Regions from separate parts of the Mus musculus genome. Here region 2 is linked to region 1. The links are chromatin loops, found by intact Hi-C in ENCODE. Cell type or tissue: heart. All regions are shown on one strand. Each heading gives the region's core, and the rest is flanking DNA. Links, peaks and the distances in the headings are about the cores only. Region 1 overlaps Rps19 (ribosomal protein S19). Region 2 has its middle 4.1 kb from the start of Gm36809.

Evidence for each region. Peaks named below come from ENCODE experiments on the same cell type or tissue, not always from the same donor. Only the 100,000 strongest peaks of a DNase experiment are listed, where the experiment ranks them.
Region 2: it touches region 1 in a loop (5-fold over the local background); 22 of 42 quality-filtered maps call a loop at or near these places.

The regions. Positions count from the first base shown.
Region 1 is chr7:24,888,052-24,893,421 of GRCm38, forward strand. Rps19 (ribosomal protein S19) reads left to right here. Exons shown (of 6, transcript NM_001360119.1): 4 at 231-414; 5 at 856-910; 6 at 1,690-1,760. The coding sequence ends at 1,716. Among named protein-coding and RNA genes, the nearest start is that of Rps19, 6.1 kb to the left of the region's middle. In heart, for the core only: no CTCF peak of the experiment used is centred there; a DNase peak (open chromatin) is centred at 2,590.
Region 2 is chr7:24,947,670-24,953,039 of GRCm38, forward strand. No RefSeq gene overlaps it. Among named protein-coding and RNA genes, the nearest start is that of Gm36809, 4.1 kb to the right of the region's middle. In heart, for the core only: a CTCF peak has its summit at 2,789 (motif pointing left); a DNase peak (open chromatin) is centred at 2,792; H3K4me3 peaks cover 368 bases; H3K27me3 peaks cover 5,000 bases.

The DNA of each region.
Region 1 (5,370 bases), core at 76-5,075:
CACATTACAAGTTTTGAGGTGCCCACCACAGAAAGTGCCTGCATCAGGCACATGGGTATGGCCACACTTGATGAGGCTTATCTAGAACATGGGGCCAGTCTTGGTGAGGGGCAAAGATCCAGGGGTGTCAAACACCAGTTTTGGTACATGGTCTCAGTTACACAGTTGTCTAATTTCACACAGTGAAGGACAAGCAGGTGACCTCAGGCTCCCTCTTGCCCCACCCACAGCTTCCACAGCACGGCACCTGTACCTCCGAGGTGGTGCTGGGGTTGGTTCCATGACCAAGATCTATGGAGGACGGCAGAGAAACGGTGTCAGACCCAGCCATTTCAGCAGAGGCTCTAAGAGTGTGGCCCGCCGGGTCCTCCAAGCCCTGGAGGGGCTGAAAATGGTGGAAAAGGACCAAGATGGGTATGCAGGGTTGTGGCTGGGCCAGGGGTAGTCTTTGCCTGCTGGTGGCATGTGGTGGGGTTGTTGGACCTCCCTATAAATGAAGGTATGGGGCCTTCAGAAAGCAAAAGGGAGGGCCTCACCCAGACCTCTCTGGCTGACTTGCTCTGACTCTGGGAAGGTAATTTAGCGACTGTCTGCTTTCATTAGCCTACTCGTTAACTTTTCCCAATTGATTTTTTCGGGGCTTTTGATCTAATGCTTGCACAAACGACACCCCGTCAACTCCCAAGGGTCTCCCTCTCCTGCCCCGGGCTCGTTAGGATGTGGCTGGCCACAAGTGGGACTTGGCAAACACAGTGCAGTTCCATCACTTGGTACTTTGTTTGTGCACCACCCCTGGGGGGGTGGGCTGTACTCATCCAGGGTTTGTTTTGTTTTGTTTTGTTTTTCTTTGTACAGGGGCCGCAAGCTGACGCCTCAGGGACAGAGAGACCTGGACAGGATCGCTGGACAGGTGAGAGGTGCACGTTATGCGTCTGTTGAAACAGAGCGGGGGGGGGGGGGGGCTGGAGGCCACACTGGGAAGGGGTTAAAAATAAGGTATACTAGCCAGGCGGTGGTGGCGCACGCCTTTAATCCCAGCACGCAGGAGGCAGAGGCAGGCGGATTTCTGGAGGTCAGCCTGGTCTGCAGAGTGAGTGCCAGGACTATACAGAGAAACCGTGTCTTGGGAAAAAATTAAAAAAAATAAGATATACTATAATTGCTGGAGACTGGGTGCCCAATGTGGTATGAGGCTTCTATAAACTTAGACCTGTAGTCCCGTACAGATACTTGGTGTTAGGGCTTCTAGCCACTCTTCCTCCTTAGTACCAGGCACCAGGTTTACACAGCTTGGGATGGGGTAGAGATGTGGCAGACAGGTTCAGGCCCAGACTTTGTAGAGTGACTTCCTTCCTACCACATTCCATGTAAAGTGATGCTCACCCTGAACAGCAGTGGTGTAAAGAGGAGCCCTGGGATCTGACAGGCACTCCGTGCCTAATTTTCTCTCTACAAGAGACTCTACCACCTAAGGGTCTTGGAAGGCTTTAGCCCTTAACTTGGAGTCTTAGTAAAAAGAGCCTGACCCCAAACATTGGCAAACCCATCCCCTCAGGACAAAGGGCAGAAGCTTGAGCCCTGTGTATAATTTACAGAGTCAGAAGTGTCTGCAACAGTGGGGCTGAGGGCATGGATGCAGTGAGCTATGACAAACCTTGACCCCGCCCTGATCTTTCTGTCTTCCCACAGGTGGCAGCTGCCAACAAGAAGCATTAGAACAAAGGATGCTGGGTTAATAAATTGCCTCATTCATAATCCTGGTCTGGATCTGGTTTTGGTTTTCAAAACGATTTCCATGGGTGTCCTTAGCTATCATCCTGCTGAGGCTGGCCTTAAACTTAGATCACCTCGCCTTTGCAGCCACCATCCAGCTCTGGTCTGGGTCTCTTGGCTTCATTTAGGAGTAGAGGAATTGTGATTGTCCTCAAGACACCAGTGGAGCTGTGGCATTAGTGTTAGGGCAAGGCTGTGCATCTGTGGTGGTAATTGAGAAAAAACTGTATAGTTGAAAGTGACCTCCCCAGTCAGTCAGTCCCTGTGCTAAAGATGGAGCCATTCCTCCATGCTGTGTGTAGCCCCAAGTGCGGTTGAGCAGATTTAACCAAGTAAGCTGTATCGAGTGTGCTGGGCCTCTGAGCAGAAGTCTAACCCAGCTCAGTTGGTCATGGACGCATCCCAGGTGCTAGATGTTCCCTGTCAGTTCCTTATTTCTCCAAGCTAACAGGTTGATGCCAGGTAAAACTGGCTCCCAGAAGAGCCCTTGTTAAGTCCTTGCTGGAAGTGGCTGTTGACTCTTATACATGAGATCTGTGCAGCCTCTCCCAGTGTGAAGTGCATGCCAAGCAGTTTGCAGATGTTTTCCATGCCCAGCAATCCTCTGAAGTGTTGAATTGAAGCATTTGAAGAGAAGTCACATAGTGATTTGCTGAATGCTCTAAGGCTTTGAGAATCACATGGCCACGCGGTCAACCTTGGGCACCTACAATTCCCTCTAGCATGAGTACATTCTGCTCAGCTGAGCCATGACTGGATAAACTACCTGGCCGAGTAGGCATAGCTGCAGCTTCACTCTTCGGCCACTAGGTGGCAGCTGCTAGCCACTGCTGAACAAGTTAAATTCCAGCTCCTAGTTCGTTGGGAACTGGGGGTGCTCAAGATAGCTGTCCTGTGTGAGCAGGCCCCTACCACAACATTGGGGCCTGTAGTACAGAAGGGGAACGAATCTTCAGGAACTGCCAACTGCATTTAGTGGTACACCAAGCTCATGGAAGGGGGTTCATACCTACATAGGCTCAGCTGAACTGAAGAATCATGTAATTGCTGCAATTAAGATTTTATGTATGGGAGTACGCTAGCTGTACAGATGGTTGGGAACCTTCGTGTGGTTGTTGAGGGTTGAATTTTTAGGACCTGCTCGATTTGGTCCAGCCCAAAGATAGGCACACTGGCTGACAAACTGGAAGAGGGCGTCAGATCTCATGGGTGATTGTGAGCCACCATGTAGCTGCTGGGATTTGAACTCAGAACCTTCAAAATGCTCTTACCCACTGAACCATCTTAACAGCCCAGTTGCAGTGTTAATTACTGTGTAGCCTAGAATGGCCTGGAACCCCTGCCTCCACCTTCAGAGTATTGGGTTTACAATCAACCACCAAGTGTAGCCACTTGCCCTATTTTATTTATTTTTGAGACAGGGTTTCTCTATAGCTCTTGCTGTCCTGGAACTCCCTTTGTAGACCAGACTGACCTCGAACTCAGAAATCTGCCTGCCTCCCAAGTGCTGGGATTAAAGGTGTACGCCATCATGGACTTGTTTATGAATTATGAAACATTCCAGGCATGCAAAACAGTATTCAAAACAGCCTTGCAAAAGCTCTCCACCCATGGCTGGGAAAATGGCTCCAGGGTTTAAGAATACTTGCTGCTCTTCCAGAGGACCTGAATTTAGTTCCTAGCATTCATGTCAGGTGACTCTGCTGTAACTCCAGATCTAGGGAATGAAATGCCTCTGGCCTCAGACACTTCACTCAGGTGCACATACCCATGTGCAGGCCCACACACCTATACACAATTAAAAGTAACAGTAAATCTTTAAAATGCCCAGCCTAAGGAGTAACAGGGGAGTCAGGGATGGCAGAATACACCCACAATACTGGGAAGCAAAGAAGAGAATCACAAGTTTGAGGACAGCCTGGTCTACATAGGGAGATCCAGGCCAGCCAGAGCTCTGTCAAAAGACAAACAGGAAAAAAGTGTTATACAAAGAAAATCAGTTGTAACTCAGTAGCAGATCTCTTGTCTGGCACAGGAGGAGCCCAGAGTTCCACAGAAGCAAACATAAAAAGGAATAAACACACACAAAACCACTGCAAAGTCAAAATTAGGGCCTGGGGAGATGGCTCAGCTGTTAAGAACACCTGCCACAATGGGCAGTGGTAGCACACACCTTTAATCCCAGCCCTCAGAGGCAGGCGGATCTCTGAATTTAAGACCAGCCTAGTCTACCAAGTGAGTTCCAGGACAGCCAGGACTACACAGAAACAATGTCTCAAAAAACCAAAACATAAAAACCCACCTGCTGTTCTTCCAGAGGTCCCTGGTACTATTCTCTTCATCTATATGGCCTCTGAGTCCAGGGGGATCTGACAGCATACACGCAGGCAAAACACCCATGCACATTAAATGAAAATGAAACTTTGTGTTTGTTTTGTTCTGTTTGAGACAGGGTTTCTCTGCGTAGCTGTGGGGCTGTCCTGGAATTCACTCTGTACACTAGGCTGCCCTCAAATTCTGCCTGCCTCTGCTGGATTTAAAGGCACACATTACCTTCCAGCATTTTTTTTTTTTTTTTTTGGCTTTTCTTTTTAAAGGTGGGTGAATCCAGCTGTGTCCTTCTCCAGCCCCACCCAGTCCTCTTCCTCAGGAGGTAAGCATGATGTGGTGTGCACATTCATCTCTACCTTTGTCCCCAAACAGCATACAGTGACATTTTTTTGCCTTTGAAAAACAAGTCAACTGCCAGGCATGGTGGCACACCCACCTTTAATCCCAGCACTCAGAAGGCAGAGGCAGGCAGATCTCTATGAGTTCAAGGCCAGCCTGGTGGTCTTCACAGTGAGTTCCAGGACAGTCAGGGCTACACTGAGAACCCATCTCGAAAAACACAAAACAGAAGAGAAAACTAAGTCAACTGCATCATCTACACCAGTTTTTTTCTCCTCCCCATTTCTCCACTGACTTCCTCCCTGCTCGGTGGCTTTCAGCTAGCCTCTCTACAAAGGCTGGCTTTCCTCTTACAAACGTACCTTGGAATTCCTTTGCCATTTTCCCTACCAAAAGTATCGTGTAGTTTTTGTTTTCTTCATGATTCAGCTGCCCCCCTAAAGCCTCTTTCGAATTTTTTTATTTTTATTTGGGGGAGATGCTTTGTGTATGTGTGTGTGTGCACTACATGTGTGCATGTGCCCATGTACCTTTGGGAGTCAGACTGTCTGAAACTGGAGTTACAGACAGTTGTAACCCACTACAGGTGAGTTCGGGGCGTAAACCCCTGTCTTCTACAAGAACAGTGCATGCTCTTAACATGCTCTTAACATCTCTCTAGCCCCTATTTGGGGGGTTGTTCTGTCTGTCTGTTTGTTTGTCTAACTGTCTGTGTCAGGGTCTTGTTGTATAGCTCTGGCTATCCTGGAATTCATGACAGTTCTCCTGCCTCTACCTCCCTTTTGCTGTTTTGATTTGATTTGGTTTGGGGGTATTTGTATTGTTTTGTTTTGTTTTGTTTTGTTTTTTGTTTTTGTCTGAGGCCAAGTCTGCAGAACAGGCTGACTTGGAACTTGCCTTTATCCTGTCTCAAACTCTGGAATTATA
Region 2 (5,370 bases), core at 257-5,256, 60 kb after region 1:
AGAGAGGCTGGGGTGGGAACGTCCTCTCTTGCCTTCAACACCTAGAGGACCGAGTTTTTGCCACAGACAGAGAGGGCATCTGAGAGCTATGATGACCATTAAACCTCAAAGCCCCTAAGGGGCGAGGTAGGAAGCTTTCTGGGAACTGACCTCCTTGAAGGTTGCCTCTGGGAGCAGCTAACAGTGATGAAACTTCTCACCTCTGAGAACCTATTGTCCCAACCCCTCCCCCACAGCAGCCTGAGGCCACTGGAGCAGAAGCAAGGCTTGTTGGGTACTGAATGAGTCTGGTCCTTCCACACTGGACAGTAGTCAGAATGGTGAACACTTCTGTGGGTCCCCTTTGCACCACAGACCTGCATGCTGTGTGCTATTAACCCAGTTCTCACAACCTATGAGGTACGTATATACTGTCATCTGCATTATCTCCATTTTACCAATGGGGAAACTGAGGCACAGACATCTCTTGCCCACTATTCCACAGCTGAATGGTGTTGGAAGTGGGTCTGGGGTACATGGACTCCAGGGTGTGGGTAGTCCACCTGGACACTATGGACAGTGCCAGCTGCATCAGCACCCCAGCTTTGAACTCCCATGTTACCATCCCTATCACCCCAAACCCTTTGGAGGATCTTGACAACAACATCCCTGAGTGGCTCTGGGTTCCTTGAAGCCAGGGCCTATGTCTGATTTTCAGTACCTTGGGGCCAAGCACAGTGTACCTCACTGGGTAGGGAAGGAGGCTGGAGGGAGCCCGGGACTCTCAAGAGGCAGAGGAATGGTTAGGAGGAATGGGGAAGCTGGAATTGAGGCAGGTTGACTGTGAATGTCGGACTCAGGGAGTGAGTCTGATGGGGGAGGGAATTGCAGGCTGTGGCACCCCCCCCAAAAAAAAAACCCACAACTGACACCCACCCTGACCTAAGAGCTCCAGAGGGACCATGGGAGGTGGAGGTAGGGGCAGAAGGAGACGCCAGGAAGCGCAAGGAGTGTGTGTGGGGGGGAAAGGGTCAGACAGACAGATGGGGGTGGGAAGACATTCCGAAGACAGAAAGAGGTATGGGGGGGGGGGAGCCTAGGGAAGGACAGACAGACAGATTAGGGCCAGGGTGGGGCCGGGAGAGTAGAAAGAAGGCAAGGGAGAGTGGCCTCGGGTGAGGGAGGACAGACAGAGGGCATCCTGGGACTCCATGGACAGATGGACCGAGGGACTCGGTGTTGGAACGGCACGGCCGTGGGGCCAGGGCCAGGCCGAGGGCGCGCGCGGCGGTGGCTAGCGCGGGAGGTGGAGGCTGAGCGAGAGCGCGGTGTTTGTGGAGCTGTCGGCTGCGGTGGAATTATGAAAAATAGCAGGCATCGGAGCCGGCCTTCAGCTTCGATTAGGGGAGATGGGACATGACAGGTGCGATCAATACGCAGCCGTTCTATAAAGTGTCAAGTAATGAATCAATTTCGACTAAATTTTCCATTTTTCAGAGGCCGTTCTCCGAGAGAAGAATATCCTCTTTTGTAAAGATATTATTATCGATTTCGGCGGCAATTTGACATCAGGGGTAGTTAATTCCACTCAGAATAAAATTGAAAACACTTGAGAGAGAAAAGAGAGAGGCGAAGAGTGAGACAGAGAGGGAGAGAGGGGGGAGGGAGGGAGGGGCTGGGAGGGAGATCGAGATGGATGGACAGAGCGACAGGGATGGGAGATAGAGGGACAGAGGCTAGGAGACAGGGATGCACAGGAGGGGGGAGAAACTTGGGAGCCAGGAGCTTAGTTAGGTGGAGACAGGGACTCAGAGATACAGGCAAGATAAAGCAAGCACAAAGACAGATGGACAGACGGACAGATGAATAGGCAGGCAGACAGACAGACAGACAGACAATAAGAAAGTACAGCACAGAGTCATCAAGAGGATTCCCAAGAGGATGTCCTAGGTGTTAGCAGCTTGTTCTTGTGACTCAGAGAAATGGGGACAAAGGCCAGATCAAAGAAAGCAGCAGGAAAAACAGACGGAAAGAAAGGACAGAGATATGTGGGGAGGGAGGGAGCCTGAGAATGAGGGAAATTTAGGGAGCTGGAGCAAGAAATAGAGCAGGGGTAGGAGAGGAGGGAACCAAGCTGTACAGGAATGGTTCCTGAAGGGCATGAAGGGGCAGGGGTAAAAGCTGAAGGGATAGCATGGGGGGGGCAGATGCAAAGCTGTGGGGTCTGCAATGGGCTGGGGGCGGCACTCATGCTAGGAATATACTGTTCTCCAAAGTTGCTCTGATGGGCAGAAGCTCAGTGTATGTGGTGGTGGGGAAGGGGGTGATGGAGTGGCCTTTGGATGCTGTGGTTGGGGGTGGGTGGTGTCACTGCATGTGTGTCCCTATGTCCTGGCATCTGTGCAAACATTCCAGTCTGGTTTCCTGGACTCCCATCTGTGTGTATTTCAAGCCCTGTGCCTGCGCACACTATGGGGCCCTGGCCTGGCTGTCCCCATGGGGTCTCAGTCACAGGCAGTAGTGACAACATTTCTGGTTAGAGCCTGTCAGTCCCCCAGCTGAAATTTCCATTTATCCCTGAGCTGGTCAAAGGCTGCCTGGATGGAGGAGATGGGGGAGGGGGACTCCAGGAAAACGCTGTGGGTCTGAGGGAGGAGGGCCGAGGTCTGGACCTCCTGGTTTGAGGGAGGAGGCTGGATCTGAACTTCAGAGTCTGGGGGAGGAGCCCTGAAGCCTGGACACCACTTGATCCACATGAAAGCCCCTCAGCCTCCGAGGTCCTCCCCAGCAGTAAAGCCTGGGCCTGCTGCCCCCTAGCGGACATGGAAATTGGGTCCCCGAAGGGACGGTTGCTGACCATGGTAGCTCAAGAGGGAAGCTAGAGAGAGCCATTAGCCCCAGTAAAGACAGAATAGAGAAGGAAAGGGGGGTGGGGTGGAGATAGATGGAGAGATAGGGACCGAGATGAACATGGACAGATGAACAGGATCAGGCAGAGGACTGACAGACTCGTTTCCAAAGAGGAAAGGACAAGTGTGGCTGGGGAGTCATGGAAGAGGGAGGAATAAAGATGAGGAAGTCTGGCCCGAGGTGGTCTCAGGAGCAGCAGACAGAGACTGAGAGTATCAAAAGTTGTCAGCCAGGGAATGGGATGCAAGACCTGTAGGGATACTGTGAGGCAGAGAGCCATGGGGCTGAGTGAGAGAGTTGGGGGTGAAGGAACACTGGGGACAGATCCAGAGAAGGAAGAGAGAAGCTAGCTACAGGAAATAGTCAGAGAGGAGTCAGACAGAGGGCAGACACTCACGGAGAGACACATAGACTGAAGCAGAATCAGGCACGCACGCCCAGAAGGACAGGAAAGAAGTGGACAAAGATGGGGGGGGATATGGCTATGATGCTAGACCCCCCCCCCAAAGCCAAGTGGAGAGCCGGAGATGGAGCAGAGGGTGGTGTGGGGAGGGGCAAAGGAGGCTAGACCTGGATTCTGAGACCCTGCAGTCTGGTGAGACCGTCCAAGTGGAGGGGCTCTGGTGGCAAATCCTAGGAGGAGAGCTGGGGACAGGGACTCCCTTGGCCTGGGGTCTCTGCCTGCCAACCCCCTCCCAGTCCCCCCCCCCCCACCCGGCGGGCTGCCCGGCGGAGGCGACAGATTGAGCGATGAGACGCATTACGCACTTAATCCGCCTGATTGAATGTTTTGCTTTCGCCCAAATTGAAACATTAAACAACACGGGACGAGAAGAGGCGGCCGCAAATCACTCATGAAAGATTCATCTTCTCCCCGGCAGCCGCCACCACCGCCTGCCTCTGCTGCCGCCCACCCCAGCTAGGAAGCTTCTCAGGGTGGGGGTGGGGGCCGGGGCAGCACCCCTGCCTACCCCGAGTTTCCCCTTCTTCCCAACCTTCATGGCCCAGGAAGTCCTTCTTATTGTCTGGCCTCCATCCCACAGGTGGTATCAGGGACAGAGGCCTAGCTTCTTGGCCAGTTGGACAGGGTGACCTTGGTGCTGTCCTTGCCTCTGTCCACGGGGATCCCTCTCCTCATTTATGGGGGTTCAGATAGAGGACTGACAGTCTTCCGCTGCCCACCTACACCAGCCCCAGTTCTTGGGGATACATAAGGCTGAGGTGCAGGAGCCTCCCTTGTACAGGGGACCTTTTTGGGTTTTAGACTCAGACTGGGGGTGCTGTCTAGGGTGGGAAGTGAAAAGATGATTGGGCAACGGGGGGTGCAGGGGTGTGTCTGTGTCCTCTGTCACTCTGTGTGTCTGTCTGTCTGCATGGACACTTTATGCTCTCTGATTCTGTCTCTCTCTGTCTGTGTAGCTTGCATGAATGCCTGTCTATGTCACCACCCCATCATGCCTGTGTGACCTTGTGTGTGTGTGTAAACCAGTGGCCTGTAGGTGTCTGCAGGCCTATATCGGAGTGTCACCACCACTGTGAGCAGGATTTTTGTGAGGCGGATGTTGTCAGTATGTGACTCAGGGAGTGACTTGCAGTGATGCCTGTGTCTATCAGTCTGCATTTGTCAGTGTGTCAGCGTTCTCTGGTCACCCAGTCTGTCTGTGTGTCTGTGTTTAACCATTTCTGTGTCTGGGCCTGTTTCTCTCTCTCTCTCTCTCTCTCTCTCTCTCTCTCTCTTCCTCCCTCCCTCCCTCCCTCCCTCTGATTCTGTCACTGGTCGACAGGGTACTCACTGGGACCAAAGAAGAGTGAACAGAAGGGAAGGCCAGGGGCAGGGGGAAGGGAGAAGAAATCGAGGGGAAGGACAGAGAGAAAGACAGTGAAGGCAGAGACTCTGAGCACTGGGAGCAAGGAGCAAGTGTGAAGCAGCTGGGGGGGCGGGGGGCGGCGTGGACGCCACGGCCGGAGCGGGTGATCAATATTCGATTTAGGTTTTAATTCCGGGGCTTTCGGAGCCTGTCAGCCCTGATGTATGAGCTCACACCGGGGCCGCCCAGCCAGCCACCCCACCGATGCCCATGGCCTGGTGGCCTGTCCTGGCCCCAGCTTCCTTGCCCCTCTAGCAATGGCAGACCAAGGAGGAGGTGGACAAATGAACTTGGGCCAGGTTGCTCTCTCTCCGGCCTTTCCCTGGACCTATATTTCTGCCTTCTCCAGGGAATGCTCAGGGAGACAGCTGGGGCCCCAAGATCCTTATTGTCTAGGGACACCAGGCTGCTAGGCATCACTGGCCACACACAGCATGCTCACACAGGGGGGTATGTACACACACATCCTGCATGTGCACCAGCGCACACACCACCCAACATACCGGGGCCCATGCATACCAGGACTCAAGACACCTGTGCACACACAAACCCTGACACACATGATCCAAACATACGTGTGTCCACACGCATACCTGGACTCAAATTCACATGC